Regions from separate parts of the Homo sapiens genome. Here regions 1, 3, 4, 5 and 6 are each linked to region 2. A link is a loop called in an ENCODE intact Hi-C map of the cell type or tissue named here. Cell type or tissue: heart left ventricle. All regions are shown on one strand.

Evidence for each region. Peaks named below come from ENCODE experiments on the same cell type or tissue, not always from the same donor. Only the 100,000 strongest peaks of a DNase experiment are listed, where the experiment ranks them.
Region 1: it touches region 2 in a loop (13-fold over the local background); 105 of 110 quality-filtered maps call a loop at or near these places.
Region 3: it touches region 2 in a loop (6-fold over the local background); 20 of 110 quality-filtered maps call a loop at or near these places.
Region 4: it touches region 2 in a loop (4-fold over the local background); 64 of 110 quality-filtered maps call a loop at or near these places.
Region 5: a loop joins it to region 2, with 8 times the contacts of the local background. A loop is called at or near these places in 14 of 110 quality-filtered maps.
Region 6: a loop joins it to region 2, with 13 times the contacts of the local background. A loop is called at or near these places in 105 of 110 quality-filtered maps.

Annotation. Positions count from the first base shown.
Region 1 is chrX:9,993,617-9,997,616 of GRCh38, forward strand. No RefSeq gene overlaps it. Among named protein-coding and RNA genes, the nearest start is that of WWC3, 20 kb to the right of the region's middle. RefSeq lists an enhancer at 3,900-4,000. In heart left ventricle, a CTCF peak has its summit at 2,323 (motif pointing right); a DNase peak (open chromatin) is centred at 2,345.
Region 2 is chrX:10,117,212-10,121,211 of GRCh38, forward strand. WWC3 (WWC family member 3) reads left to right here. Exons shown (of 24, transcript NM_015691.5): 12 at 1-478. Among named protein-coding and RNA genes, the nearest start is that of CLCN4, 38 kb to the right of the region's middle. RefSeq lists an enhancer at 2,218-2,512. In heart left ventricle, CTCF peaks have their summits at 2,481 (motif pointing left) and 2,709; no DNase peak of the experiment used is centred here; H3K27ac peaks cover 506 bases.
Region 3 is chrX:8,740,941-8,744,940 of GRCh38, forward strand. No RefSeq gene overlaps it. Among named protein-coding and RNA genes, the nearest start is that of ANOS1, 11 kb to the left of the region's middle. In heart left ventricle, a CTCF peak has its summit at 2,385 (motif pointing right); a DNase peak (open chromatin) is centred at 2,381.
Region 4 is chrX:9,883,436-9,887,435 of GRCh38, forward strand. The region is part of intron 2 of SHROOM2 (shroom family member 2); the gene reads left to right. Among named protein-coding and RNA genes, the nearest start is that of CLDN34, 82 kb to the right of the region's middle. In heart left ventricle, a CTCF peak has its summit at 1,919 (motif pointing right); a DNase peak (open chromatin) is centred at 1,926.
Region 5 is chrX:8,813,938-8,817,937 of GRCh38, forward strand. No RefSeq gene overlaps it. Among named protein-coding and RNA genes, the nearest start is that of FAM9A, 15 kb to the left of the region's middle. In heart left ventricle, a CTCF peak has its summit at 1,698 (motif pointing left); no DNase peak of the experiment used is centred here.
Region 6 is chrX:9,987,249-9,991,248 of GRCh38, forward strand. No RefSeq gene overlaps it. Among named protein-coding and RNA genes, the nearest start is that of CLDN34, 22 kb to the left of the region's middle. In heart left ventricle, a CTCF peak has its summit at 1,696 (motif pointing right); no DNase peak of the experiment used is centred here.

The DNA of each region.
Region 1 (4,000 bases), 120 kb before region 2:
ACTCAGGTATAGCCAAGGTTAAGGATCTGACATTTATCTATTTATCTTTATGTTTATCTTTATGTCGGGAAAGAGAAAAACAACACTTTTTTTTTTTTTTTTGAGGCAGAGTCTCACTCTGTCGCCCAGGCTGGAGTGCAGTGGCGCGATCTCGGCTCACTGCAAGCTCCGCCTCCTGGGTTCACGCCATTCTCCTGCCTCAGCCTCCCGAGTAGCTGGGACTACAGGCACCCGCCAACACGCCCGGCTAATTTTTTGTATTTTTTTAGTAGAGACAGGGTTTCACCGTGTTAGCCAGGATAGTCTCGATCTCCTGACCTTGTGATCCGCCTGCCTCGGCCTCCCAAAGTGCTGGGATTACAGGCATGAGCCACCACGCCTGGCCAACAACACTGTTTTTTAAAAAATGTGTCCCCCTCCATACAATTGGTTTTTAAATATTTTTTATTTTTGTGGGTATATAGTAGGTGTATATATTTATGGGGTACAAGAGATATTTTGATACAGGCATGCAATGCATGATAATCACATTGTGGTAATGGGGGAATCCATCCCCTCAAGCATTTATCATTTCTTTATGTTACAAGCAATCTAATTATATTCCTTTTGTGTTTTTTTGTTTGTTTGTTTTTGTTTTTGTTTTTTGAGACGGAGTCTCACTCTGCCACCCAGGCTGGAGTGCAGTGGCAGACAGATCTCGGCTCACTGCAAGCTCCACCTCCCCGGTTCAAGCGATTCTCCTGCCTCAGTCTCCCGAGCAGCTGGGACTACAGGCGCACACCACCACAACCAGCTAATTTTTATATTTTTAGTAGAGATGGGGTTTCACCATATTGGCCAGGCTGGTCTCAAACTCCTGACCTCATGATCCACCCTCCTCGGCCTCCCAAAGTGCTGGGATTACAGGTGTGAGCCACCGCGCTCGGCCTCTTTTAGTTATTTTTAACCTACAATACATTATTGTTGACTGTAGTCACCCTGTTGTGCTATCGAATACTGGATCTTATTCATTCTATTAATAATTATAGTTTTGTACCCGTTAACCATCCCACTCCCCACCCACTACCCTTGCCAGGCTCTGGTAACCATCCTTCTACTCTCTGTGACCATGAGTTCAATTGTTTTGATTTTTATCTCCCACAAATAAGTGAGAACATTCAAAGTCTGTCTTTCTGTACCTGGCTTATTTCACTTAACAATTGTTTTCTAATCTATCCTTTCACATTGAATGTATCTTGAGCGTTTTCCCAGTATCCCTAAATTCTTTGATATGGTGATTTCTAAAAGGTGCACTGTATTCCATCCTGTTGATGCACTGTGACTTGTTGCACTGATTTAAATTAGTCATTTAGGCTGTTTTAACTGTCCTTAAATTATAAAAGATTTCCCATATATAAAATATACAGAGAAGAGGCTAGGTGCCTATATACCCACAAAAATAAAAAAAATTTAAAAACCAATTGTATGGAGGGGGACAAATTTTTTTAAAAAAGTGTTGTCGGCTGGGCGTGGTGGCTCACGCCTGTAATCCCAACACTTTGGGAGGCCGAGGTGGGCGGATCACAAGGTCAGGAGATCGAGACCATCCTGGCCAACATGGTGAAACCCTGTCTCTACTAAAAAAAAAAAAAATTAGCTGGCTGTGGTGGCGCGTGCCTGTAATCCCAGCTACTAAGGAGGCTGAGGCAGGAGAATTGCTTGAACCAGGGAGTTGGAGGTTGCAGTGAGCCGAGATTGCGCCATTGCACTCCAGCCTAGCGACAGAGCGAGACTCCATCTCTCTCTCTCTACATATATATATATATATATATGTATATATATATATATATATATATGAGAATATTACAGCCACCCAGTGAATCACTATTCCATTTTAATATGTGTTAATTTGTTGCCATCTTTGCTTCAGACATTTTTAAGAAACAATAGTTTACAGGTAGAGTTGAATGGTTCCTCTATCCAGTTGATTCCTATCCTTCCATCCCACATGTAACCTCTAATCTGAAGGTTGTGTTTATCCTCCCTATCCCTGATCACAGACTTTAACTACAAAAGAATGTTTCCTAAACAATACAGTATTGTTCTGAGTTTTAAAGTTTCACACATACTCACAAGAGCATATCCTTTATTCACTTAACATTATGATTTAGAGATTTACCTATGTTGACTTAGACCTAGCTGATTTTTGCTGTCCTACTATATAATTTATAAATATAATATACTTTACTAACACATTCTCCTATTGACAAACACTTGGTTGTTTCCAATCATTGGGAATCAATGCGCTTGGGATGGGGCAGGTGCGGACTAGTGCCACCAGGGGGCGCGCGGAGAGCAGGATTGAATGGAGACGTGCGGCGTTTGGCACTCCTAGCGGAGGAATGGCTGAGCCTCTGCAGTTTCCAGGATACTGCCAAATCGCATTCCATAATGCCTCGGATTTCAGTTCTGCCAGTAGCGAATGAGATCCCATTTCCTCACATTCTCGCCACTACTGTGGGGTATGAGACTCGGCTTTGGCCTCTCTGAGGTCAAGCATCTTTTTATGCTTATTGGCTAGCAAGGTTTTGTCTTTGTGAATTTCCTACCCAGAGCCTTTGCTTCTCATCCCGTTAGGTTTGTCTTTTTCCCATTGATTTGTAGTTTTTAAAAATATATTCTTAATCCGGAGAGGATCTCTACAGCAAGCACGTGGCACGTGCAAACTGAGTAATTTAAGGTGAGTTTAACAAAGGGGCTGTGTGGGGCCCTCCCTATCCACCGATTCCATATCCCCAGATTCAATCAACCAGGGATTGAAAAAATTCAAACAAAAGTTCCAAAAAATGTTTCATTGGTTTGTTGTTGTTGTGGTGGTGGCGGTGGTGGTGGTGCTGTTGATGAGGTCTCACCATGTTGCCCAAGCTGGTCTTGAACTCCTGGCCTCAAGCAATCCCCCTGCCTCCTGCCTCACCCTCCTGCGGTCCACAATGTTCCACTGTGGCTGATGTGTACTGTGTAGTTAGACCTCAGACGGTTGCATCTGTGCTGAACATACACGGACCTTTTCTTGTCATTATTCCCCAAACGATACAGTACAACAACTATTTACATAGCATCTACATTGTATTAAATAGTATACATAATCTAGAGATGATTTAAAGTGTACAGGGGATGTGCCTAGCTTATATGCAAATATTACACCATTTCATATCATGGACTTGAGCATCCTTGGATTTGGGGATCTGTGGGGCATCCAGGAACCCATCTCCCACCACCCTGTGGATACAGAGAGATGGACGACTATATTTCTAAAAGCAGGAGCAGGTTGGGGGCAACCAACGAGGGCTGTTTCAGTACGAATGGCTGGCAACAGTGGGCGACATCTCAGCACCCCAGGCCTGAAATGGCAAACAAAAGTGTTGGGTGACCATTCTCCCTAGATGTCTCAGCATTCCCACAGAGTCTGGTTGCTGGGAGCAAAGGGCCCTGAGAAGCTCTGGTCAGTGCTGATTGGAGAGCCACCAGTCTTGGGAGCTACAGATAGCATCTAGTAAAGATAGAGATCGTCTCCCTCTGCAGAGGCATTCCCACATCCTAAAGCCTTCTCTGTCCCCTCCCAGGAGATAAGGGCTTACCTTCCAGCGTTACAGCCCAAGAGAGCTTTTCCCTCAGCCCCTGGGCAGCGAGTGACATTCCAGGTCATGTCTATGGAGGGGAGGACGGCAGGTCATGAAGTCACCTCAAGGAAAGCTCCAGCTCCCAATTCAGGGCTCCCCTCCTGCGGCGCAACCTGCACAGCTGCAGGCGAGCACCTGGCCCTCTGCGTGGCCCATGGGAATCGGGATGGTGGGGACCAACCCAGGAGCTTGCAGAGCTACTGCTTTCTGCTGTGAAGAACACACAGTCTGTGTCTCTGAACCGAGCCCTGCGATCTTTGGTCAGATGTGTGCATGGAACCAGCACAGGCTACCTCGTTCCCTGGCAAGAGGGGACAATCTCAGCCCTTTCGCAGTGTCTG
Region 2 (4,000 bases):
TCCCTGAGCTCGGTCAGCTTCACGGACATCTACGGCCTCCCGCAGTACGAGAAGCCCGACGCTGAGGGCAGCCAGCTTCTACGCTTCGACCTCATTCCCTTCGACTCTCTGGGGCGAGATGCTCCCTTTTCAGAGCCCCCAGGCCCCTCGGGCTTCCACAAGCAGAGGCGGTCCCTGGACACGCCCCAGTCCCTGGCATCGCTGTCCTCCCGCTCCTCGCTGTCCTCGCTGTCGCCCCCAAGCTCGCCCCTGGACACGCCCTTCCTCCCTGCCTCACGGGACTCGCCGCTGGCGCAGCTGGCGGACAGCTGTGAGGGGCCAGGCCTGGGCGCCCTAGACAGACTGCGGGCACACGCCTCGGCTATGGGGGACGAAGACTTACCAGGCATGGCGGCCCTTCAGCCACACGGGGTCCCCGGGGATGGGGAAGGGCCGCACGAGCGAGGACCCCCACCAGCCAGCGCTCCCGTGGGTGGAAGTAAGTGCGGATGTGGCCTCCTGCGGGGCGAGGGTTACCTGCAGGGCGGAAACTGTGGGGTCCAGAGTGAGGATGGCTGGCTTTCCAGGTCCATGGTGAGCTTTACGTTTAGGAATATTGATGTGATCGGGAAGAGCACACACCTGCTCTTTCTGATCTGTGTTGGGGAAAGATCATTGAAATTGACAAAGTTGTCTTTCCTAGGTATTTGGCTTGTTTTCAAAAAATACTTAATTGTTGAAAACTAGGGTAAGAACTACACAGGCTTCCACATTCAGAGGCTGCTGGAGATGGATTAGGGCCTTCATGACCTTTGCAGCGTGCGTGCCGAGATGGAACCGTCAGTGTGTGCCCGCCTGAGACCATTATGCCAACAGGTGTCTGGTTGTAGCTAGTGGAAATCTTGACTTCTTTTGTTGCTTTGACATCTCTTTATCTTTTATAGTTTTCATAGTTTCCAAGAACATAGGTCTATCAAATGTGGAAGTGAAAATAATTGTGTAATTTCAAAAGACATGCCTGTAAGTATCGGTCATTTCTACTGATTTGGTTTCTCTGGTGATTCTTCAAATGGAAAAACACGGAGCTCCGTGGAGCCTCATCCATTCAGTTGGTGTTGGTTCAGCTCCTCCTCGGAGCTGGGGTCTTTCAGCTTGTAGCCTGCTTGGAAGACCAAACTGCTATTGAAGGGAATATTGACCCCATGTGCTTTTCTCAGCCACCCATGGCAACTTTATCTTCCTTTGGTTTTAAAGAGGATCAAGAACAAGGTCTCCCGTTCCTGAAGTTCAGCCCATTTAATTGACTTTTATTTGCACGGCAAAAATGTTTTAAATGTTCCATTTAGGCAAACACTAGATAATTTGTGCAGCATAGTGGATCTCAGCCAGGGGTGTTTTTGCGTCCTGCCCCTGGGGAACACTTGGCAATGTCTGGAAACATTTTTGGTTGTCACAACTAGGGGATGGGAGATGCTCCTGGCATGCACAGGGCAGCACCCCCTCCCCCTCGAGAATGGTCCAGCCCCAAATGTCAAGAGGGCTGAGGCTGAGAAACCCTAGTCACGTACTATGGAGTATTTATGCGGCAAGGGGTAGAAATAAAACTAGAGAGCAGAACCAGTGTGGTGTAGTGGAAACAGCTTCAAACTAGCAGCTGGGAGACCAGGCTTTTGTTCCCTGCCCTGTCCACTTCTAGCTGTGTGACCTTGAACACATACCTGGACTGAGTCTCACCTTTTCCACCCTTGAATGCAGTGATCTTTGTGACCCCTTCCATTTGCCACCATTCTGTTACCCAAGAGATAGATGGATTGGTAGATCAATAGATAGGTTGATCACTCTATAAAATAGTAGTCTGTTGGCACTTACGTGCGTAACCAGAGGCCATCATGTTCTGAGACTGCCCCAGGGCTTTTTGGCATCTCTATTTTGGTGTCTGCCCCTGTGTTTGCAAACACACTTTGGTATCCCCAGATACATTGTTTCTGAAGTCCATATATGCAGGTATCCTTCATTAGCTTTGTTCCTCTTTATAACCACAGGTTGATTGCTCCATGTTTATTCCGTTCAGTCAGAAAAGAAATATCCAATTAGGACTTCTTTCTTAGTCTCCCTCCTCTCTCCCACCACCTTCTCCTTAAGGGATTGAGATTCCAGAATGTCAGTCTAGTTAGGCATAAAATCTGCACAAGGCCCAAGGGCCACTTTGGGTCAGAGGAGAGACAGAGTGGGAGGGAGAAGCGCTGACTTAATTTCACATCCTGGTTTCTTTATTTTTTCCTTTGCTTTCCGTGGCAGATGCTATAATGGTTGAAACTTCTTGGACTGGGAAGTATTTGCTTACGTGTGTAGACACTGCCATCTCGTGGTGGAGCCATATGTCATTCGTGATTATTTCTTGTATTACACTGCCATCTTGTGGCGGATTCGTATATGACATTGGTGATGAATTCTTGTATGGCACTGCCATCTGGTGGCGGATTCTTATATGACACCGCCAATAAATTCCTGAGTGACACTGCCATCTGGTGGTAGATTCTTATATGACATCGGTGGTGGATTCTTGCGTGACACTGCCGCCTAGCGGTAGCTTTTTATGATACTGCCATCTGGTGATGGTTTTATATGTTACATATATTACATTGTTTCAAGGACACATATGTATTATGTTGTTCTAAGGACACGTTTATTTGTATCCTTAGAAACTTGAAATAGTTGACCCTGCTGGGTGTCCCCAGAGGGCCGGGTTGGGTAGCCAGCTTCAGGCATGGACACAGGGGGGGCTCCTCGCCTCCCCTGCCCCATCATGTATCAGCTGTGCTGGGAACACTGCAGTCTAAGTTTGGCCCCCAGCAAGTCTTAGTAAGACAAAATTTTTGTAAGATAAAAATCAAAGTTGTCCAAACTTGCAAACCAGCCTCTGAATGATTTTTTCCTTGTGTTTTCAATCAATCGGAGGAAACAGAAGGCAGGTCAGAGGAGTGGGGCAATACACTGTGATTTTTCATACTATTTACGTTTTTGTTACAGTTTTGTCTTCCCTGGATTTTAAAAGTCAAATGTGTTATGATTATGAAATACTTAGCTATTTTCATCTACCCATTAGTATTTGCTAATCAAAACCTGTAAAAATCTTGACTTTGCTCATATTGATGTTTTTATGATATTGATATTCTGTTTAATGTTGTTGGCTTAAATTCTGCAGTGTTTTCACTTTGTGCTTTTTTTTTTTTTTATCTCCTCATGCGGCTCGACAGAAGTGCTCACTGTAAGTGGCCTTGGGAGTCCCCTTGCTCAGCGTTGTTGCTCAGGCCCCAGGCATACGTTTGTGCTGTGGATGGATGTGTTCAGGATGGCTGGGGTGTGGCCAACGACGGTTATCTTATAGCTGTGCTTCAACACAAGTTGGCAATTGGCCTTATTGTTATCTCATTGTTAATATTCAAGCTGTTTAAGAACTTTCCTAGAAGCTTTCACTGTTCATTCCCTGTATGTGTTTGTTTCTGGAATGTAATGGCGTTCGTTGCTGTCATATGCCACCTGGCAGCTCTGCTATGCTGTGGTTTTGACTGTATTTTCTTCCTTTTTACCAAGCACTGTTCACATCCTTGGCTCTTAGTGTCTGTCTGTCTTGAATGATGAAAAGGGAGTAAAGAGATTTTCACATGAACATGGGGAAGATTTGACCCTTGTCTCCCTGGCACTGCTCCTGAGGGTCCACCTCTGTGCCTTGAAGCCCCAGGGCAGGTGTCCGGGGTGTGGAGCGTGGAGTCTGTGCTTTTTCTCAGCCGGGGCAGTTGCCGACAGGACTTCCTCCTGGCAGTTCCTACTTCCACCCACCCTGTGGGTCCAGTGACTCAGCCTGGGCTTCGAGGATTAGCTCCTTCATTTCTTTCCTCTCTGTATTGACTTCTATGGCAATGATGAGAGAGAAACGTGGCCAGACTTGCGCCTTGGGCTGGGTTGGTTGCAGGTGCTTAGGCTCATTACCTGGTGCTGTTTCCCTGCAGGCATCTACAGC
Region 3 (4,000 bases), 1.4 Mb before region 2:
TTCTTATATTTCCATGTTTCCATCTGGGATCATTCCTTCTGCTGGAAGAAGTTAAATATATGCAACTGTATATATATATTAGTATGGTTCTATTGGAAACAGATTTTCTCAGATTTCCTTTTTTTTTTTTTTTTTTTTGAGATGGAGTTTCGCTCTTTTTGCCCAGGCTGGAGTGCAATGGTGCGATCTCGGCTCACCGCAACCTCCGCCTCCTGGGTTCAAGTGATTCTTCTGCCTCAGCCTCCCAAGTAGCTGGGATTACAGGCATGCGCCACCACGTCCGGCTAATTTTGTGTTTTTTAGTAGAGAAAGGGTTTCTCCATGTTGGCCAGGCTGGTCTTGAACTCCCGACTTCAGGTGATTTGCCCGCCTCGGCCTCCCAAAGTGCTGGGATTACAGGCGTGAGCCACCATGCCCGGCCTCAGATTTCTTTTTGAGGGGATGCATTGCCATGTCTTTGTTTCATTTTTATTTTTGGAGAATACTCTTTCTACAACAGAATTCTAGATTAGCAGTTATATCCTGTCCTCATTATCGTTGTTCATTTTTTCAAAGTAGAACACGGGTCTTTTCTGTCATTTTGGACCAGAAGATTTCCCACTCAGTGGTCTTCAAGCCACTCAGCAGACAAGGGAATTACTTCTTGCTGAGGATACAAAAATCTCCCCATCTGCTTTGCTCTTACCTTGTTGAGCTTATGGAACTGACTTATTCCCAAGACCCCTTCCTTTGAAACTCCTGTTCCTAAACAGCACATATCCCTAGATTTCCCATGTCTCTTCCTCAGTTTTTTTCCCTGGAGCCTCTTTTTACATCCTTCTGGATTCGTCACTGTTCTTGAAATAATCTGTTCCATGTGATAGAATCGAAGGGCAAGTTGGACAAGGAGGCTTTGCATGGGAAAGAAGTCCATGTGGCAGGAATTGAGGACACTGTTGCTCTACCTTACAGAGCCCAGTCAGTACTGGGGCTCTGTCTTCTCTCTATGCTGTGAAAACCAGAATCTCGTTTGCCAGTCCTGACTTGGTGTCCACTTGGGTGAGGGGCTCTGGCCCAGGTGTGGGTCATTTATTTTTGACCGGGGCCCACCACAGACCCTGAGTTTCCTTCCCAGAGATGAAGACTCTGCTTTGGGTCAAGCAGCTATGCAAAGAGGCGGTGTCTACGAGTGGCTCCTTGGGGGCCTTTCCCTAGTTGCTCTGCAGAGCTGTAAGATTTGCATGTGTCTCTCTCAACCACCTCTGCCCTGAGCTTTCACTACGCTACGTAAGACCAACTCCCTGTTGGGCGTTTCCAAGGGCGAGACACACGCACAATCCTGCCTCAGGAACCCAGCCCCCATTGCCCAGTGCAGGAAGCGTGCCTGGCCTATTGCAAAAGTACCCAAGACGGTCAATTAAATAAAAGCTGCTGAAAGCATAGAGCCTGCAAAAGACTGCCTGGGTATGAACCCCAGTCGACCCTGTGGAAGCTTTTAGAAGTGTGGACTTGGGGATATTATATATGTTCTCTGTAGCTCAGTGTTCTCAAATGGAAAATGGGAAAAACATACCAACTTTGTGGTGTCATAAGTATTCACTGAGTTAATATCGGTGAACACCACCGGAAGTGTTAGCTCTTATCACGTCTTTCTAAAATTAGGATATGCTATTATTGTTGCCCTCTTTAAAAATCATGGCTGGATCCCCCCTGCTGATGTGACAGTTGTTTATCATGCAGTAAGAGTTGCTTTATAATGTCTTCCCTCCTCAAAGTTCATCTTTCCCCAGACCCATCAGTGTCAGCCACGCTACGGAAGAACTAAACAGCTGGCGCCTTCACGCTGTCACTCCATGCCCATGCCAGTGGTGGATGTTGCTCTCTCCCCTGAAATGGTCGTCTCTCCTCTTGGCCTGCCAACCCTGGTGCACTGAGAAATGTATTATTGTCCCCACCTTAGGTAACTGTATTGTCCTATGGGCAGCCTTTTCTAACATTCTCAGATGACACCTCCTGAGTATTTTCTTCATGCTGTTCATTTTTATTATGTTCGCCACGCCTTATCAAGTCTTTGTTTACATGTCCATGTCCATCTCCACTTCTTATGGCTGATGGCTATTTCTGATAGGCGCTCAACAAATTATTTGCCTGGAACTGGAAATACTCGACACTCCTCAATTTGCGGCCTCTTTTTTTCTTACAACTTCTTAATTGTTGTATTCAATATGTAATTTTTACTCTAGGTGTTCAGAAGTATGATATAAGAATTTACGAATAGCATAAACGTTATCTGAAATTATGGAGGCCTAAACCCAAAATTCATCAGACCACATTCTCTCTGCTTCCCAGAATGTATTAGTAGTTTGGCTGATTTAATGCTGGCTGTCCTGGTTACACTTGCCAGCAGGGGGCACCAAAGGGCTACCCTGGGAGAAAGCCCCAGAACTTGCTTCCAAAGTCAGAGTTGACACTGGAGCCTGAAGTTCCCTCATAGACAAGACACCTTCGAAGACAAAGCTTAAGATGGCAATAATGAATTATCCTCCAGCAAAGCCTGAAGAGGACCAGCGAAGCAAGGAAGGAAATCCTCAAACCATTACCTGAGAGACAAATCAGGTGTCAGATCAAAGATGAATTTAGTATTAGAGAGATACTTCTTAAGTAAAGCACAAAATGCATTAACTAAAAAAAGATAGAGAGGCCGGGCGCAGTGGCTCACATCTGTAATCTCAGCACTTTGGGAGGCCGAGGCGGGAGGATTGCCTGAGGTCAGGAGTTCGAGACCAGTCTGGCGAACATGGTGAAACCCCGTCTCTACTAAAAATACAAAAAAAAAAAAAAAAAAAAAAAAAAAAAAAAAATTAGCCGGGCATGGTGGCGTGTGCCTGTAATCCCAGCTATCCAGGAAGCTGAGGCAGGGGAATTGCTTGAACCAGGGAGGTGGAGGTTGTAGTGAGCCGAGATCATGCCACTGCACTCCAGCCTGGTGACAGAGCAAGACTCCATCAAAAAAACAAAACAAAACAAAACAAACAAACAAACAAAAAACAGAGAGAGAGAAAATTTCAATCCACTTGGTCATGTTAAAATTAAGGCATATTGTTTACCAAAGACATCTTAAAGAAAGAAAAGAGACTAATTACAATGTGGTAGAAAATGCCTTCACAATACACACCAGACAAAGTGTTGGAATAAAGAATATGGAATTAATTCCTACACATGAAAAGAAAAGAGCACAAACAGAACAAAAAAAAAAAAGAGAAAATCTTATAAACAGGCATGGACAGAGGAAGAAACGTGTTTCTAAAAGACATGTTTAGCATCATTGGTGATTGGAAAAAATATAAAATAAGCCCACACTCTCTGTTATTTTTTACTTTGGCAACAATTTAATAAAAGTCTGACCATGCTAATTCAGCTGCAATTTAGAAGTCTGACCATGCTAACTTCTTTGAAAGTGTATGGCTCTACAGCATCTTTTATTTTTAAGATATTAGAGATGGGGTATTACTATTGCCCGTGCTGGTCTCAAACTCCTGGATTCAAGCGATCTTCCTGTCTCAGCCTTCTGAGTAGCTGGGACTACAGGCATGAACCGCTGCACCTGGCTTCAAAGCATCTTTGATACTTTGCTGGTGCGAGTATCGATTAATGCAATGACTCTGGAAAAGAGTCGGACATCACCACCAAAAAACCAACCACCCGCATAGATGACGATCCCTCATTTTCACTCCTGGTGCAACCCAACTGAAGCTACCGCATATATATTATCAAAGTCTTGACCAAGCAACTTTACAGCAGCACAGCTCACGTTATCAAAATCCTGAAACCAATAAAGTGTCCATCGATAGGACAACAGCTGCATAAACTCTTGCACATTCACATACTGAAATATTGTACAGCTGTTAAAATTAACTACAGAAATGCATATGTTAAACAAAAACCTTAACAGTATGTGAAAAAAATGCCAACAGACTACACATGGTAAGATATACTATCTCTTTATAAAGTTAAAGGTAAC
Region 4 (4,000 bases), 230 kb before region 2:
ACACACAGCTGCTCAGGTGGTGCAGACACTCCTGTCCCACTGCAGCCCAGACTTCCTTGGTCTTGGGGAAATGAGAATTTGCTTTATCTGCCAAGACCCTAGATGCTACAGACGCTGCCGGCCCAGGGAGCATGCTCTGAGAACCCCTGGACTAGACCACAGAGAACCTAGGAGCATGGACTTCCTTTTGTGGAAACTGGGAGCAGCTGATGGTTCTAGAGTGAGGGCAAGACCTGGCCAGGGCTGTGTTGCATGCAGGGAGACTGATCTGGCAGGAGGTGCAGGCAGACTGGGAGAGGAAGAAGCCTTCCGGAGGATTGGCAGGAAAAGGAAGGAAGCAGAGTCAGAGCTGGGGTTCATTTGATGTTTGCAGAGAGGTGGTTTTTGTTTAAAGGATTAGAAGAGTGTGAGCAATTGCCAGGTAAATTCCCTTCTCCCCAGACCCTGGGGTCTGACATCAGGAAGCTTGTCACAGTCCCTGAGGCCCCCAGACTGTTTCCAGGGCTTCCCATCCTGGACCGGTATCTGCAAGGCCTTTCCAACTGCAGACTCTTCTTTCAAAACCTGCTCTTCCTTATCTCCAAGAAGCCCTTAGAAACTATTATTTATCTGTTTTCCCACAAAACGTTCCTCAGCTCCCAGTGTAGGCCAAAAGCCCCCCACGTATGTAATACCACCAACACCCCCCGCCCCCCATCGCAGTTTCCAGGCAGGGGGACCAGGTGGGCCTGTGTTTCAGACCGTAGGCTCCCAGCAGGCCAAGGCGCCTCCCCTCCCAGACCCTGCCTTGGCCTCCAGCCAGTGCTCTTACTGTGCACTTAGTTAGCTGGGGGCACGAAACACAAACTATTTGTCTTGGGAGGAGGTGCTTCTTTGCTTTCTTCTAAAAGGTTAGGAAAATAACCCAACACTCGTGATTTTTTTTTTCTTTTCTTTTTTTTTTTTTTTTTTTTTAGTTTGAGGGAAGGGAAGGAATTCTGCTCTTTGTGAATAATAAAGATTTCATTGAAGCAGTTCTTGTAATAATTCCTTTTAAAAATAAAACAGGATATTTGATATCTAATCTGTTCTTTCTTTTTTTTTAGAGATGGAGTCTTGCTCTGTCACCCAGGCAGAAGAACAGTGGTGCAATAATAGCTCGCTGCAGCCTTGAACTCCTGGGCTCAAACATACAGCTGTTGTTCTTAATGTTCAATGACATCCTAGCATTTTTTTATATTTGTGTTCTAAACCCTGTCCTTTAAAAAAAAAAAAAAAAAAACCCAAACACTACCTAGCATATAAAATTACTCTAAAAAATTGAAGTAAGTTTCAATGAAGTTTGGTATACAATCCATGGGGAAGGGATTTCAGGGGAACCCACCATTAGAATGAATCATTCCATCTGGAGTACCAGAAAACTCGATATTGTCGATACCATGGTGTTTTGTTATATGAAAGGAATAGTATGCATTGGCTAAACATTATGTTTTGGAAGAATGATAATGGCCTGGGCTGGGTGTGGTGGCTCATGCCTGTAATCCCAGCACTTTGGGAGGCCGAGGTGGGAGGATTGCTTGAGCCCAGGAGTTCAAGACCAGCCTGGGTGACATGATGAGACTTCATCTCTTTAAAAAATTTTTGAATTAAATAAATAAAATTTTTAAATGATAATGGCTTGGGAGAATGATCACAAAACCAGGCAGACTGGGGAAAGAAAGGCACTCGTCAAGTCTGCAGGATGAAAGGGAATACACAGAAACATGTCTGTCCTGCACATGAGACCCACGGTTCTAGGGACAAGGTGGTTTAAAGTGTTTAAAGAGTGCGTGGCTTGTGCAGGAGGAAACACCACAGCCTTCAGTCTACTCAAGTCCTTCTGGGAGCCCTTGAAACTCAGCCAGAGGGACCGGGAGTGTAGGCGGGCTCTAGGTGGCGCCAGAGCACTCTGTCCCCAACTCCACGGGTCTGTGATTGAGCGACCAGCATGTAGGGGCTGAAGGTCCTCCCCACCATCTCCTTATCAACACCAATCCAGCCATTTCAGAGGTGCCAACAAACAGAAACCACTCTGACCCCGGCTTGATCCCCAAATACATTCATTATGCACCAGGAAATTCAGAAGACTTGAGAAAAAAAGCATATATATTAGTAAATTTTCACTGTCCACAGTAACCAAGATATCTTCAGTTAAAGCAGAAAGAGTGCAACTCTTTTCACTGTGTGTCTTCATTTGCTTATTTAAAAAATTATCCCTAGGCCAGGTACAGGGGCTCACGCCTGTAATCCCAGCACTTTGAAAGACCGAGGCAGGCAGATTTCTTGAGCCCAGGAGTGTGAGACCAGCCTGGGCAACATAACGATACCCCATCTCTCATTATACAAAAAGTTAGCTTGGCGTGGTGGTGTGTGTCTGTGGTCCCAGCTACTCAAGAGGCTGAGGCGGGAGGATCACTTGAGCCCAGGAGGTCGAGGCTGCAGTGAGCCATGATTGCGTCACTGTACTCCAGCCTGGGTGGCAGAGGGAGAGCCTGTCAAAAAAAAAAAAAAAAAAGCCACAATTCGTATAAGAACTGCTGACCGTGTCATATGTAAGAACACATATATCTGTATATTATCTTTTTAAAAAGCAGCTTCTGGGTTTGTTTTCATTTTTTCATTGCCTCATACAGCATTGCTCATTCTCTTCAGACAGTTTGGAAAGAGTGTGTGCTTGTGCAGGAATAAACCAGGTGAGATGCATTTTCTGAAGGCATGGAAGTCTCACTTCCAGGCAGGTTCCCTGCCTGCCTCCGACAACTCCCACCCAAGATGCCTTCTGCACATGCATTCCCGTCCATGGGGAGCCCTCTTCCATGCCATCAGCCTCTCTGGCTGTGACGCCCCTGTTCGGACTGTCCTATCTTCCTCTTTCCCTGGCCTGCATTTTGACCTCAACCCTGTATCTTTTTGTCCCCGCCGATGGACACATCCACAGGGATGTCCCATAGCTATGGGAGATGCACAATATACACTTTGGGTTTTTGTTGTTGTTGATAATTATGGTAAAATACACATAAAATTTACCATCCTAACCATTGTAATGTTCAGTAGCATTAAGTGTATTCACATCATACAACCAATCTCCAGAAACTTGTTTCATCTTGCAAAACAGAGGCTCTATATGCATTAAACAGCAACTTCTCAGTCTCCCCTCCCCCACCCCCTGGCAACCACCATTCTACTTTCTGCATTCATGATTTTGACAAATCAGGTACCTCATATAAGTTGAATCATACAGCATTTGTCCTTTTGTAACTGTCTAATGTCACGTAGCATACCATCCCCAAGGTTCTTCCATGTTGTAGCATATGTCAAAATTTCCTTTTCATTGACAAGTAATATTCCATTGTATGGAATAGACCACATTTTGTTTGTCCATTCTTCCACCCATGGAACAGTATACGTTTTGACTAAATGGCCAGCTGTTAAAGTCTGTATTAGATATAAGCTGAGTATCATCATTATAGAATAAACTTCTAAGGTAAAAGTAAATCTGAAATGATATTATTATTACAATTTTGTTTTAAAACATAATGTTCCGATTTCAACAGAATGATTTTGGTCCAGGAACGGGATTGTTTAGCCTTCTCAGCTGCTAGAAGGCTTCTGTGGTCACTGCCTTATTCATTTGCAACACTGAATTAATTCTTATTTTAGCCTGAGGCCAGTGGAAGGTTGAGATGTATTTTGGGTTTTTTGGCTAACTGCTGGTTTAGGTTAATGTTACCAGCAAGCTGCTGTCTCCCCGATGTAACTGACCAAGCTAAAGGGCTAATTTCTCTTCATACTTGGATTTAAGGAATCGGTGCATGGGGATGATTCATTTTATTTGAAACAGTTCTGCAAACTGAAGCTTTGTGTACATGGGGAGGAAGATACTTCCTGGATATTTTCAGAAGCAGATTTAAGGCCGAGCATGGTGGCGCATGCCTGTAATCTCAGTGCTTTCGGAGGCTGAGGCAGGAGAGTTGCTTGAGGC
Region 5 (4,000 bases), 1.3 Mb before region 2:
CATCCTCAATCATCTCACCAGAGTCCAGTAATAAAGCAAAAAGAGCTATATGAAGAAATGTTGAACTAGAAAAGTCATTTTCCTTAAGGATTGCAATGTAAATAATTCTTTTCAGGTCTCAACATACAGTCCAATGGTGTCATTTATTGGGAAGAAGAATACCTTTAGCCATATAATAATAAAAACAAAGCACCTTCAAGGCCTGAACTAGTATGGGTTAATAATCCTGATTTGATCAAATGCAACTGATGATGTATGGATCTACCAGATCTTCATGTTACTTTGGATTAAAACATGCAGAATAAAAATATTCTACATGATTTCTTTTAGATTTCATGTGTTGTTCAATACCAATGGAAACCTAATTTACCAAAACACATAATACTATATATACTTAAATTATAGTCGATCCCATGTTATTTCATCTTATAAAATGTTTAATATTCTCCCATTAATAGCACATAAAATTATATGGGCTACTGGGCTGATTAACTTTTAGTTTTGTATTCTTTATTTTTTTTATGCAACAAACAGGAAAAGTAAGATCATAATGCCTAACAGAATTAGTAGATTTAAGTCTGAATTATTATAGATGGTCCTTAATTAATTATTCCCAAAAGCCTAACACCAACACCCATATTTACCAAAAGAATATTATGCCATTTATCATATTCCCTGCTTAATAAGAACTTGTAGTTTTTTACATCACACTACAATACTGCAAATTTTAAAATGCGGAACAACATACAGATTTATTCTTGTTTATGTAGTCTATAATAAAAAGTGGATAGGCTCATTTAATTAGCTGTTGATTGCTTTTGTTAATCAGTCTTATAAAAATGTCTATTGTAATCTATTTCTCAGTAGGTCTTATCATGTTTTATGAAAGGCATAGTAGCTCATTTATTTGAATTGAACTATTTAGCCTGACTGTTTTGACAAAAGGAGGTCTGATATGGTTAAGTACTTTGTTTTGTTTTTGTTTTTGTTTTGTCACTCTATCATCCAGGTTGGAGTGCAGTGGTGCTATCATAGCTCACTGCAGCCTTGACCTCCCAGGCTCAGTCAATTCTCCCACCTCAGCCTCCTGAGAAGCTGGGACTACAGCACCACCAAGTCTGGCTCACTTCTTAATTTAAAATTTTTTGTGTGTGTGGAGACAGAATCTCACTGTGTTGCTCAGGCTGATCTCGAACTCCTGGCAGCAAGGATTCCTCTCCCCTTGGCCTCCCAAAGTACAAAGATTAAAGGCGTGAGCCATGCCTGGCCTGAGTACTTCGAAAAGAGGACTGATTTGCTAACTGAAAAGAGGACTAATTTGAAATTTCCCATATATTGGAAAGCCTTGCACATAGATCTAAGATTTTGACAAAAACATGCATAAAGTAGATTTTTATTTTAAAAAATATCACCTTGGGAAAGGCTTATTATAATTCAACAATATTACAATTGTTCTCAACCCTGTGTTTATTGGAATAAAAAAATCCCTCTATAGGAAAGATTAACATGTAAAATTAATACTCATAGTAATGAGTAATAAATCCCTTTGAAATTCAGTGTTTCCAAATCTTTGTGTTCTCCAAATTGAAGGAATGGTCAATAGTGGTTCTCATGAGGAGGGGGATTGTTCAGGGAAGATTTGGCAGTGTGGAGGTACTTTTGGTCACCACAACTAGGAATATACTACTGACATCTAGTGGTAGAAGCCAGGAATGCAGCAAAACATCCTACAATGAATACACAGGACAGTCCTCCCTCCCCTCCAGGAATTATCCAGCCCCCAATGTCAATAGTGCCAAAGGTGAGAGACCATTATATATGAATATGTAAATAAATAATAACAGAAAAATGGAGGAAACCTCCACTGATCCCATTAAGAGATTCATGTCAATGAATTTTATTGAAAAATGATCAATGTTTATGTTTTAATCATATATACTTATATTTTAAATGCTGTATCTTATGTTGTTTTGATTAACTATGTGATAATAATAAATGTATTAATAACACAAGCTACAGGAAAGTTTTTAAACTCTTAGAGTCTTGTGGTTGCAAGAATTTTTGAAAAGTAAATATTTACAATTTGATGCAGTTTTGTTTTAGGTAAGTAAAATAAGTTATCAATAAAAGATTTTCAAATATCAAATAATATAACTTTAAGATAAAATTGTCTGAGGAGAGCAGAATAGAAATTAAACCCCAAGGAAAAAAACAAATGATTGAAAATTCTCCCCTGTTAAAGAAGAGCATTTTTAGGGATTTTAATTAACTATAACAGGTGTCAAACTGTTATGATAATTAGCTTACATCGGAAAAGTTTAAAAGCGTGATGTTGCAGCTCTGTCTTTAAATATTTACATTTGGAATATGCCAGAAATTTCATTCTTTCCATCTAGTTAAAATTATGATGTCAAATTGTAGATGTAACTAAAATGTGCCGGGAGATGCACAGGTTGGCAAGATTCTTTTAGAGAGTATTCAGGTAAAAATGTTTGAATACCACTGTTGTACAGAGCTGATCCAATTCCCTAAAATCGAGCTCTCAGGAAGTTAATTAAGGTTCCCCCTTTAGCCATAGGGGCCTGCAGACAAGTGGGTGATAAATCCCTTCCCTTTTGAAGGTCATAAGCCCCTTTCTGTCTCTTGTAGCCTAAAAGCATTTTGAACATCAACTTTACAAATCCAAATAGTCATCATGATATTAAAAGCTTTTAAATAATAATTACAAAATTATTGGGTTAACTGAATAACATTTTCATGCAATGATATCAAAGCAAAAAGATTTTTGCATTGTCAGACTCAAAGAAGGATCCTTTTGTACGAAGAGAAATGATCCTATAACTGCTTTGTTGGATTCTTAATTTAAATATTCATTAAGTGAATTTAACATATACAGTTCATAATCCTCTTCCTTTGAGAAAGAAAAGAGGTCATTTATCTGAGACTAAGAGCTTTCCCTACTTAACAAAACCCAAGGGCTAGAAATCTGAAGATTTATTTCAAATTTTCTTAAGGGCAGTTGAATAATGTATAAGATATACAACACCAGATGGCAGTATTTCCATGTTCTAGGGCATACACACACACATACACACACACACACACACACACACACACACACACACGCACGCACACATACAGAGACATATATATATCTATATACAAGTAGACAAAAAACGGTGTTTCTATAGTGACCAATATCGGGCAGGCAGACTTTAAAATCAGTATGACAATAGGCACAGATATTTACATCAGAAATTTCTCTTTACACTTGAGATATGTGACTCATTTTTCCCATATAGTTCACTTAAAAACAGTTTATAATTATTATTTTTTTTCTTATTTACTAAGGCAGCAACACATAGGTAGGTAATCCATATAAATATTGACAAACAATGAAAAGAAAAATGAGGGAAAAAATTACCGAAATTGCCAAGCTAGCATATAATATCAGCAAATTATGGCTTAATTTAAAGGTTTTCTTTCTTTAAACAACAAACTGTGTAGCTTTACCTGAGCCTAATATACTTACATGAAAGACTAATATATAGATAAGGAGATGTAGTCATATACAAATTACATGAAAAATGTACATACACGTTAAAGAGAGGAAAACAATTTTTCTTTTCACGTATATTCCATAGTTGGTTGCAAAAATACAATTAGTTAACTTTTCAGAATTAACCTGAAAAAGTTTGTATCTGTGAAGCCAGTGAGATCTGTTACTTTGAAGTTGCATAAACTTTATAGGCTCTTAAAAAAAAAAAACAAAAAACCTCAATATCTTATTCAATTGCTTCCTTTCTAAGAAAAGGAATTATTCACCCACCTGGTTCTCAGTACTAAAAGAGGAAACCAGCATGAAATTGCCTAATCTAGCACATATTAAGCATAATAGGTGTTTATTAAAACAATAATCATTGATTAGTTATTATTGCTTGTTAATTAGGATTATCTTTAAAATGAGGATGTGGTGTATGAATCACTCAAGAAGAAGACC
Region 6 (4,000 bases), 130 kb before region 2:
CCTATACCTAAAAAAAGTCCAAGAAAAGTTATTACACTACAACAGAAAGTTCAATTATATAGCTGGATACTAAATACACAAACATCAACAATCTTTTCGTGTTCCTACACAATGAGCCAGTTTGAAATTAGAATTGAAACAGAGTACTTTCACACAAAAAAGCAATAAACTCCCAAATATCTAGCAATAAGCTTAATATGAAATGTGCAAGACCCTGTATGTTGCAAACTGCTCAACCTTAGTAAGAGCCAAAAGAAGCCATGGAGACATGTCCCCAGTCCCAGATGGGGAAATTAAATTTTGCAAAGTTGTTCCACCTTCTGAGATTAATTTGTTGGCTTAATGTGATGCTAAGCAAAATGTTTATGAAAATCGGCAAATGCAAAAAATGAGCAAAACCTGCATGTATTAAGATTGTTACAGTTTATTAAGTGTAAAGTTTATATCCAAAGAAAACCAGTGTAAACACATATCAATCTCTAGTTAGTGGCATACTTGCTGAAAACTTAGGGGGATGTGTACTGATGTCTGCAATTTACTATGAAATGTATGAAAGAATAAGATGGATTGATGGATGGATAGAGGGATGAACAAATGAATAGGTACATGAAAAAGACTATAGTAATCTGCCTCTTATCAGAGCAGAAAAATGAATAAAAAGAAAAAGGAAAATACAGTAGAATGTTAATGAGAGAATCTGGGTGGTATTTGAGTTGTTCGCTAAAATTTTTTCAACCTTGTTTAATATGGGAAAGTTTTTGGCTGGACACAGTGGCTCACGCCTGTAATCCCAACACTTTGGGAGGCTGAGGCGGGAGGATCGATGGAGCCCAGGAGTTCAAGACCAGCCTGGGCAACATAAGGAGACCTTGTTTCTACTAAAAATTTTTACAAAAATTAGTTGGATGTGGTGTTGCATGCCTGTGGTCCCAAATACTCAAGAAGCTGAGGGAGGAGGGTCTATTGAGCCCCGGAGTTAACGGCTGCAAGGAGCTATGATCACGCCACTTCACTCCAGCCTGAGTGAAAAAGTGAGACCCTGTCTCAAAAAAAAAAAAGGTTCATAATAAAATGGGAAAAATACAGAGCAAAGAACAACAAAAACCAAAATGCATATAAAAGAAGATTCCAGCTTGAAAAATATGAGCTGGATAAAGATGGGGTGGAAATGGGCTAAAATGTTAACTATGATGAAATTATAGGTGATTTTTATTTACTTGTTCATACTCCATGCATTGATTGAGCTTTTTCTTTCTTTTTAAAAACAATATCCAAGTACTACTTTTATTTTAATTTTTTTAAACAGGGTCTCACTCTGTCACCCAGGCTGGAGTGCAGTGGTGTGATCTCGGCTCACTATAGCCTCAGCCTCCCGAGTAGCTGAGACTACAGTCATGTGCCACCATGCCCGGCTAATAGTTTATTTTTTTTTTTGCAGAGATGGGGGTCTCACTTTGTTGTCCATGCTGGTCTCGAACTCCTGCTTAAGAGACCTTCCTGCCTTGGCCTCCCAAAGTGTTGGAATTACAGGTGTGAGCCATTGTCCCTGGATCAGGAGTTGCTTCTTATGGATGAGCAAAGAAAGTAGTTTCTTAAGACACAATCTCCTCCTGGTGAAGATGTTGTGAACATTATTGAAATGACAACAAAAGATTAGAATATTCCATAAACTTAGTTGATAAATTAGTGGGATTCTTCCATTTCTCCACCAGGTGACAGCATAAGCACGTCAAAATAGCAAAAATTGTCTCAGAACACAGTATTTGGTCTGACATTGAACATTACTGCTGTTAATTGACTAGGTGTTTATTTTGACATGTTACTTGCACAAAGGATTAGAATATTATGTCAACCTAGTTGATAAACCAGTAACAGGGCTTGAAAAGATTGACTCTACTTTTGAAAGAAGTTCTAATGTGAGTAAAATGCTATCAAAAAGCATCGCATGCTACAGAGAAATCTTTTGTGAAAGGTAGAGCCAATTGATGCAGCAAACTTCCTTGCTGTGTTATTTTAAGAAATTGCCATAGCCAACCCAGCCTTCAGCAATCACCACCCTGATCAGTCAGCAGCCAGCGACATAAAGGCAAGACCCTCCACCAGCAAAATGATTACAACTCACTAAATGCTCACATGATCCTTAGCATTTTTTAGCAATAAAGTGTTTTTTGTTTTTTGAGACTAGGTCTCACTCTCGCCCAGACTCCTGGAGTGCAGTGGCACTATCACGGCTCACTGAAGCCTCAACCACCCGGGCGCAAGCGATCCTCCCACCTCAGCCTCCAGAATAGTTGGGACTACAGGTGTGCACCACCACGCCTGGCTAATTTTTGTATTTTTTGTAGAGATGGGGTATTGCCATGTTGTCCAGGCTGGTCTTGAATTCCTGAGCTCAAGCAATCCTCCCGCCTAGGCCTCCCAAAGTGGCGGGATCACAGGCATGAGCCACCTCGCCCGGCCTGCAATATAGTAATTTTAATTTAGGATACTACATTTTTTTAAGGCATAATACTATTGCACACTGAAGACTACAATATAGAGTAAACATAATGTTTATATGCATTGGAAAACCAAAAAAAATATGCGACTCAGGTTATAGAGATATTTGCATTATTTTGGTGGTCTGGAACTGAACCTGCAATATATCCAAGGTATGTCTGTGGGTGTGTGTGTGTGTGTGTGTGTATGTGTGTGTGTGTGTGTGAGATGTTCATGGCAACATTTATTTTTAATAGAAAAGAAAAGAACTGGCCAGGCGTGGTGGCTCTCGCCTGTAATCCCAGCACTTTGGGAGGCCGAGGCAAGTGGATCACCTGAGGCCGGGAGTTCGAGACCAGCCTGAGCAACATGGAGAAACCCCATTTCTACTAAAATTACAAAATTAGCCGGATGTGGTGATGGGTGCCTGTAATCCCAGCTACTTGGGAGGCTGAGGCAGAAGAATTGCTTGAACCCAGGAGGTGGAGGTTGCGGTGAGCCTGAGATGGAGCCATTGCACTCTAGCCTGGGCAACGAGAGCAAAACTCTGTCTCAAAAAAAAAAAAAAAAAAAAAAGAAAAGAAATTAAAGCAACCAAGATATCTGAATATCTGAACAGGGTCAAAGGGTCAAACTACTAGATATTTGTATAAATGAAGAAACTTGATTTTAGGTAAACAAAGCAAGAATCAAGTATAAGAACCATGTCCAAGATTAGCACCTAAATAGCAGAAAAGCTGACTTTATACTGAGAGAACTATTATACCCTGATTTGTGTATCTCTCCTACCTAGGAACTCAGAATCTTGAGTCAATGGTAAAGTGAAATTATGGGTAATTTTTTCTTTCTTTGTACTTTTATGGATTCTTTGTTCTATACTGAGCATGTATGAATTTTTAATAAAAGTTATAAATAATGAACACATCTGGATTTTATAAATTACTCTACATTCATAAAGCATTCTTCTGCAAGGTGGCAGCATAAGCCCTTCCGAGTACAGTATTTGTCCTGAAATTGAACACTATTGCTGTTCATTGCTCAGTTGTTTATTTTGACATGTTACTTGCACAAGCAAATTATTCATTATATTGTTAATTTTTATGAAAGAATTACTATATATTTATTGCAAAGTTGGTATACAGAATAGGATAAAACTCTAAATCACCTGTTGTGGCACTACTCAGGTATAACCAAGATTAACACTCTGAAATTATCTTCATGTTCACAGATGTGTGCTGGAAACAGGAAATGACATGTTTTTAAAGCAAAATGTGCCACCCCATACAATTGTTTGCTTTTTAAAATTTAAAAAAAAAAAAGTTTGTGGCCGGGCACGGTGGCTCATGCCTGTAATCCCAACACTTTGGGAGGCCGAGGTGGGCAGATCACCTTAGGCCAGAAGTTCGAGACCAGCCTGGCCAACATGGTGAAACCCCGTCTCTACTAAAAATTCAAAAATTAGGCGGGCATGGTGGCAGGCACCTGTAATCCCAGCTACTCGGGAGGCTGAGTCAGGAGAATC